Regions from separate parts of the Mus musculus genome. Here region 1 is linked to region 2. A link is a contact called in ENCODE POLR2A ChIA-PET data. All regions are on one chromosome and are shown on one strand. The core of a region is the stretch at or near the end of the contact, and the rest is flanking DNA. Distances in the headings are between cores, read along the strand shown. Region 1 holds the start of Kbtbd7 (kelch repeat and BTB (POZ) domain containing 7). Region 2 holds the start of Sugt1 (SGT1, suppressor of G2 allele of SKP1 (S. cerevisiae)).

The links. ChIA-PET counts read pairs that join two places held with the same protein, here RNA polymerase II (POLR2A).
Region 1: POLR2A ChIA-PET joins it to region 2 with 16 read pairs in Patski. The contact joins the promoter of Kbtbd7 here to the promoter of Sugt1 in region 2. POLR2A ChIA-PET finds 5 or more read pairs at or near these places in 3 of 5 experiments (Patski and embryonic stem cell).

What each region holds. Positions count from the first base shown.
Region 1 is chr14:79,425,186-79,428,215 of GRCm38, forward strand. It overlaps Kbtbd7 (kelch repeat and BTB (POZ) domain containing 7), which reads left to right and starts at 1,326. Exons shown (of 1, transcript NM_001024135.2): 1 at 1,326-3,030. The coding sequence starts at 1,545.
Region 2 is chr14:79,586,297-79,589,021 of GRCm38, forward strand. Sugt1 (SGT1, suppressor of G2 allele of SKP1 (S. cerevisiae)) reads left to right here and starts at 1,364. Exons shown (of 13, transcript NM_026474.6): 1 at 1,364-1,570; 2 at 1,658-1,715. The coding sequence starts at 1,533.

The DNA.
Region 1 (3,030 bases), core at 76-2,575, 160 kb before region 2:
GATCAAATGCTCCCTGCTTCTTCTTCCTCAGTGCTGGGGTTAAAGGCATGTGCCACCACCTTTATTTAATCCCAGCAATGCCTTTAATCCTGGCACTTAGTAGGCAGAGGCAGGTGGATCCAGGACAGCCAGAGCTAAACAGAGAAGCCCTGTCTCACAACAACAACAACAAAAGAAAGTAAAGAAAAAAGAAAACCTCTGTGTGTGTGCATTTAAGCTGCAAGTGAAAAAGAAGTTATTTGCAGAAATTTACAGTCTTTTAATGGCTCATGGCTTCAAATTAGTAGATGTGTTTCTATAAGAGTAAGTAAGAAACAGTAATGCTTGATTTTGCATTTTAAAAATAGTCTGTAACTTTAATATTTCTAATAAAATAAAGAATGTTGCAGTAAAACTCCAACCCAAATATGCCCTGGCAATGAAAACACAGCTCAGCTAATATAAATACGTGCTGTATGTCTACACTACGGTCTTCCACGTCTTATGTGACCCCTTAGAACTTTCAGTTTCTCCAGGCCATGTGCTTCTGCTCCACTTTTCTTCTTCTTCCTTTTACTCTTCATCTTCTCTCTCTCCACCTTCCCTTTATCTGCCCAATCATCAGCTCTCCTTTATTTTTCAAATTAAGGTGGAATCAGGTTTACAGGAAATCACCTGGGTGCCAACTCATCCCTTGTTCACAACCACTCACAGGAGAATGGAATTAACATCAAATATAATTAGCCCCAGGGCTATCCACAACAAAAGAACTCTGTAAATTGCACATACCATTCAGTCTTCACAAAACTAAAATACTGCTATCCTCAGTTTTCAAATTCAATAAAGTTTTCAGGAGGAAGTCATGCAAACAAATAATAGAGTGGATACTTTTACTCTGGACTTGAAAGCCATTATATTTTATTTTATTTTAGTGAGATGGGTTCTCTCTACATAGCTCAAGCTGTCCTGGAACTCTCTATGCAGACCAAGTTGTTCTCAAACTCAAGAGATCCCCCTGCCTCAGCCTCCCTGGTGCTGGGATAAATATGTATGCCACTATGCAAGACTGAAACCTAAAGTATCAAATTCCGGATACTATCCACTTTCTACCTCAGTGAAGGACCCAGTAACAGAAAAAAAAAAATAAAGAGGTTATGTAAACTACAATTCCCAAGATGCAAAGCGGCTTCGGCCTCTTCATATAGTCCGTGAGCCGGAGGATCCCGTCATGCATCGAGGCGCGCGAAAGGCAACCTGGGAAGAGTAGTTCGTCCGGGCATCTACCCGTCTCGCCCGCTCGGCAGAAGCTGCTCCTGCGGCTAGACCCCAGGGTCGTGTGAGGGTGAGCTAAGGGCTGAGAAAGGGCGTGAAGGGAAACAGTGAGTCAGCCGGGGACTACGCGATAAAGGCAGACGGCTCCGCCCCGAAGGCCCAGCTGAGTAATTGCGGCCGCGAGCCGAGTTTGTTCTGGGACGCCGCTGAGTCGGCGTCGGCGAGGGAGGCGTGAGGAGGAGCCGGGCGTCTGCAGCCGTTCTCGCCCTCGGCGCCCCGCCGCCATCTCCACCATGCAGTCCCGGGAAGACGCCCCGCGCTCTCGCCGCCTCGCCAGCCCCCGCGGCGGGAGGCGGCCCAAGAGGATTTCCAAGCCCTCGGTGTCGGCCTTTTTCACGGGCCCGGAGGAATTAAAGGACGCGGCCCATTCCGCAGCCCTCCTGGCACAGCTCAAGTCTTTCTACGACGCGCGGCTGCTGTGCGATGTGACCATCGAGGTGGTGACGCCTGGCAGCGGGCCGGGCACGGGGCGCCTCTTCTCGTGCAACCGCAACGTGCTGGCGGCCGCTTGCCCCTACTTCAAGAGCATGTTCACGGGGGGCATGTACGAGAGCCAGCAGGCCAGCGTGACGATCCACGACGTGGATGCCGAGTCCTTCGAGGTCTTGGTGGACTACTGCTACACTGGTCGCGTGTCGCTCAGCGAGGCCAACGTGCAGCGCCTGTACGCGGCCTCGGATATGCTGCAGCTGGAGTACGTGCGCGAAGCCTGTGCCTCCTTCCTGGCTCGCCGCCTTGACCTGACCAATTGCACTGCCATCCTCAAGTTTGCCGATGCCTTTGACCACCACAAGCTGCGATCTCAGGCCCAGTCCTTCATAGCTCACAACTTCAAGCAGCTCAGCAGGATGGGGTCCATTCGGGAGGAGACGCTGGCAGATCTGACCCTGGCCCAGCTGCTGGCCGTCCTGCGTCTGGACAGCTTGGATGTAGAGAGTGAGAAGACTGTGTGTCATGTGGCGGTGCAGTGGCTGGAGGCTGCTCCGAAAGAGCGGGGTCCCAGTGCTGCGGAAGTCTTTAAGTGTATTCGTTGGGCGCACTTCCCTGCAGAAGAGCAGGACTACCTGGGAGGGCTACTGAGCAAGCCTATTGTGAAGAAATACTGCCTGGACATTATTGAAGGGGCTCTCCGGCAGCTGCGATTTGGTGATAGGTTGTACAAGTCAGTGGTTGCCAAGCCAAATAGCAGCCACAGCAGTGATAGCAATAATAGCAGCAATAGCAGCAGCAGCAGTAGCTCAGTTGTATCGGTAGCAGAAAATCCACCCCAAAGGTTGGGTATGTGTGCCAAAGAGATGGTAATATTTTTTGGGCACCCCCGAGATCCATTTCTCTGTTACGACCCTTATTCCGGAGATATTTACACAATGCCGTCTCCTTTGACTAGCTTGGCACACACTAAGACCATTACATCTTCAGCTGTTTGTGTCTCTCCAGACCATGACATCTATCTTGCTGCCCAGCCCAGGAAAGACCTATGGGTGTATAAACCAGCCCAAAATAGTTGGCATCAGCTGGCAGACCGCTTGCTGTGTCGAGAGGGTATGGATGTAGCCTATCTGAATGGCTACATTTACATCTTGGGTGGGAGAGACCCGATTACTGGAGTTAAATTGAAGGAAGTGGAATGCTACAGTGTCCAGAGGAACCAATGGGCATTGGTGGCTCCTGTACCACATTCCTTTTATTCATTTGAACTAATAGTGGTTCAGAATTATC
Region 2 (2,725 bases), core at 114-2,613:
CCACCTACTTCTCCTTTCCCACAAGTGGATTCAGATTCCTTTCTGGGACCTGTTATCTTCTATCAGCCCTTCCCCGCCCCGGCTCGACCCCCCCCCCCCTTCAAACAACCCATTTACAATACAGATGGGATATACCTACAGGTGGCAAATGTGTTACACTTTAAACTTTGTAGTATTCCACACTTCCATCTCTTGATGACCCCATACATACTTAAATCTTTGTAACCTCCGTTTCTCCATCTTGAATATGGGCTCAAGTTTCTCTGTATTTTCAAACGTCCTCCCACCGTTATTTTTTGCATCTGCAAGGGGTGATTGATTGGTAGGTTGAGGTTGTAACAAAAAATTATAATACCCACGATAGCTAGCAAGCACAACTAGGCGTTTGGCCAGTATGGAAAACGTGCTAGAAAAGTGGGGAAGACAAAACTTAGGTCTTTTAAAGTTAGAACTCAGAAAAGTGGGCGAGTTTAACAGTGGGGATATGTACACAAATGCCTGAACTGTAATTTCTTTTTCTTCGTGGACTGTCATGTTTCCAGACTGAGGTCTTATATATATCTTGTTTGAGGAAGCCAACGACCACTTCAATCATTTCACCTACTAAAACAGACTTGGTAAAACGAGTTACTGAGCGTTATCAAGAGCTTTTAAATCAAGTTTGGTGAACCTATAACTGCCACTCCCTCCTGTTGCCCCTTACCACTCAGTTTCAAAGAATTCGCAGGAAACTTCCTAGTGTGATGTTTGGCTCTAAGGACGGCGGGGGACGGGGGGCTTACTGGTTACTTAGAACACAAAGCAGCAATAAGACCATTAGCTATAGGTCACTTTCATCCACGCGGTGCTTGTGAAACAGGCTTTTCTTGGTTTGGAAAGCCGACTTAGGAAGGAAGCTTGGGGTGTGGAGCTCTGGCATCTGGCAGGCCCTCCGGAAAACTCCGTCCTCCATGCCGGTAACGTGACTTCCGGCGAGCCAGGCCGTCCGGGTTCTCCACGGAGAGAGTCATGCGAACTGATGCGCCATCCCGGGCTCTGCTGCCGGAAAAGACCTGGCTGCCACGAGTGACGTCACGCACAACTTGGCCGCCGGCGGTAGCCATGATGAAAACCGGAGTAAACGGAGCTTAACGTGACACTCCTTAGCGAAGCCAGAACTACCTCCCGACGGATCCCCAGTACCTTACAGTGGGCTCCGAGACAATATTTCAAAGCTTACAAGCCATGCCGGATCCCCCACGGGCGTACGGCGGGGCGCGGGACTCACGGCCACGCCCTCGGGGCGGGGGCTTGGCTGCGTCACGGGTAGGGGCGGGGCCGGAGAGCGTTTCCTCCTCTTTCCCAGCCGGCCCCGCGCCTACCTGCCCACCCTTCGCCTCCTTTTCCGCGGCTGCATGCTGCGCGACCGCTGATTGGCTACGGAGGACGGAAGCTCAGTTGGGGTTTCTTTAGAAGTTTTCCCTTCCTGGGCGGCGGCGGAGCTGGTAACCAAGGTAGAAACGCTCAGGCAGAAGCTTTCTTGACTCCTAGGGATGGCGGCAGCTGCAGCAGGACCTGCATCGTCCCAGCGGTGCGTGATTTTCTTCACCTTTGCTGTTTGTCTTTCTATTCTTTCCTTGATTAGAGAGACCTGCTGAAGTCGTTGTTTTCTTGGCAGGCTTTTCCAGAGCTTCTCAGATGCTCTGATCGACGGGGATCCCCAGGCAGCATTAGAGGTGAGTGAGCTCACTGGGACTGTTGGGTCCCTACAGACCCCTCCTCTTCCCGGCATTACCTTCGTGGGAGCAAAGCTACAATGTATCTAAGTCCCAAAATTAAGATACTTAATCTCTTTGTCTCCTTAATACCTTTGCCATAGATCTTGCCCTTCCTCTCCACAAGCTCCCGATGAGGGCACCTCCCTCCCATTTATTTCTTGGAAACATAGTTACTGTCTGTGGTTGCACTTATAATGGCATTTATGATCAAGGAAAAGGCGAAAATAGGGCTTGATGTATCAATTTTTTACTTTAACAGTTATGTTTGCCCTTATATGTCAGGTACTGTTAAGTGTCCTTAATTAAATTTACTAAAGAACATTTTCCCTCTGTGCCTTCCACTTTACAGATGACTGTGGTTGTTCTTTATACAGTTGTTTATAAAACCGCGCTTTTTATCTAGGCTGGCCTTAAACTTTGGATCCTGCGAGTTCTTGGGATGTATCAGTAAATAAACCCTGCCTACATTTTAGTATTATATGATTTGCTTTTGGGCCATTTCAGGTGAAGTCTAGAACAAACTAGCTTTGTACGGATGTTTCTTAGGAGCGCTGGCTGGACTCCAGAGAGTTATCGGCACATGTCAAGTATGGTGGTACAGGCCTGTAATCCTGGTACTCAGGCGGTGAATGCCCTAGGGTCAGAAATTCAAGGTCATCCTCAGCTACTTTGTGAGTTGAGGCTAGCCTGGGATGTGTGAAATTCTTCCCGACACTTCAGAGCTCCCCCGCTGGAAAAAAGGAAACATTTTTATGTTTTGAGCCTTAGAGAAATCACTTTTGTAGAGACTAGCAGACTAGGATAGCTACATTGTTGTTTTAATGTTACAAGCTCCGCTTTGTATTCTTAGGTCTACAGAGTGATCATGAGGTTTGATAGCGCGGTATTAGAGAGCCTGCTGGTGTTGGCGCACACCTTTAATCCCAGTGCTTGGGCGGCAGAAGCAGGTGGATCTCTTGAGTTTGAGG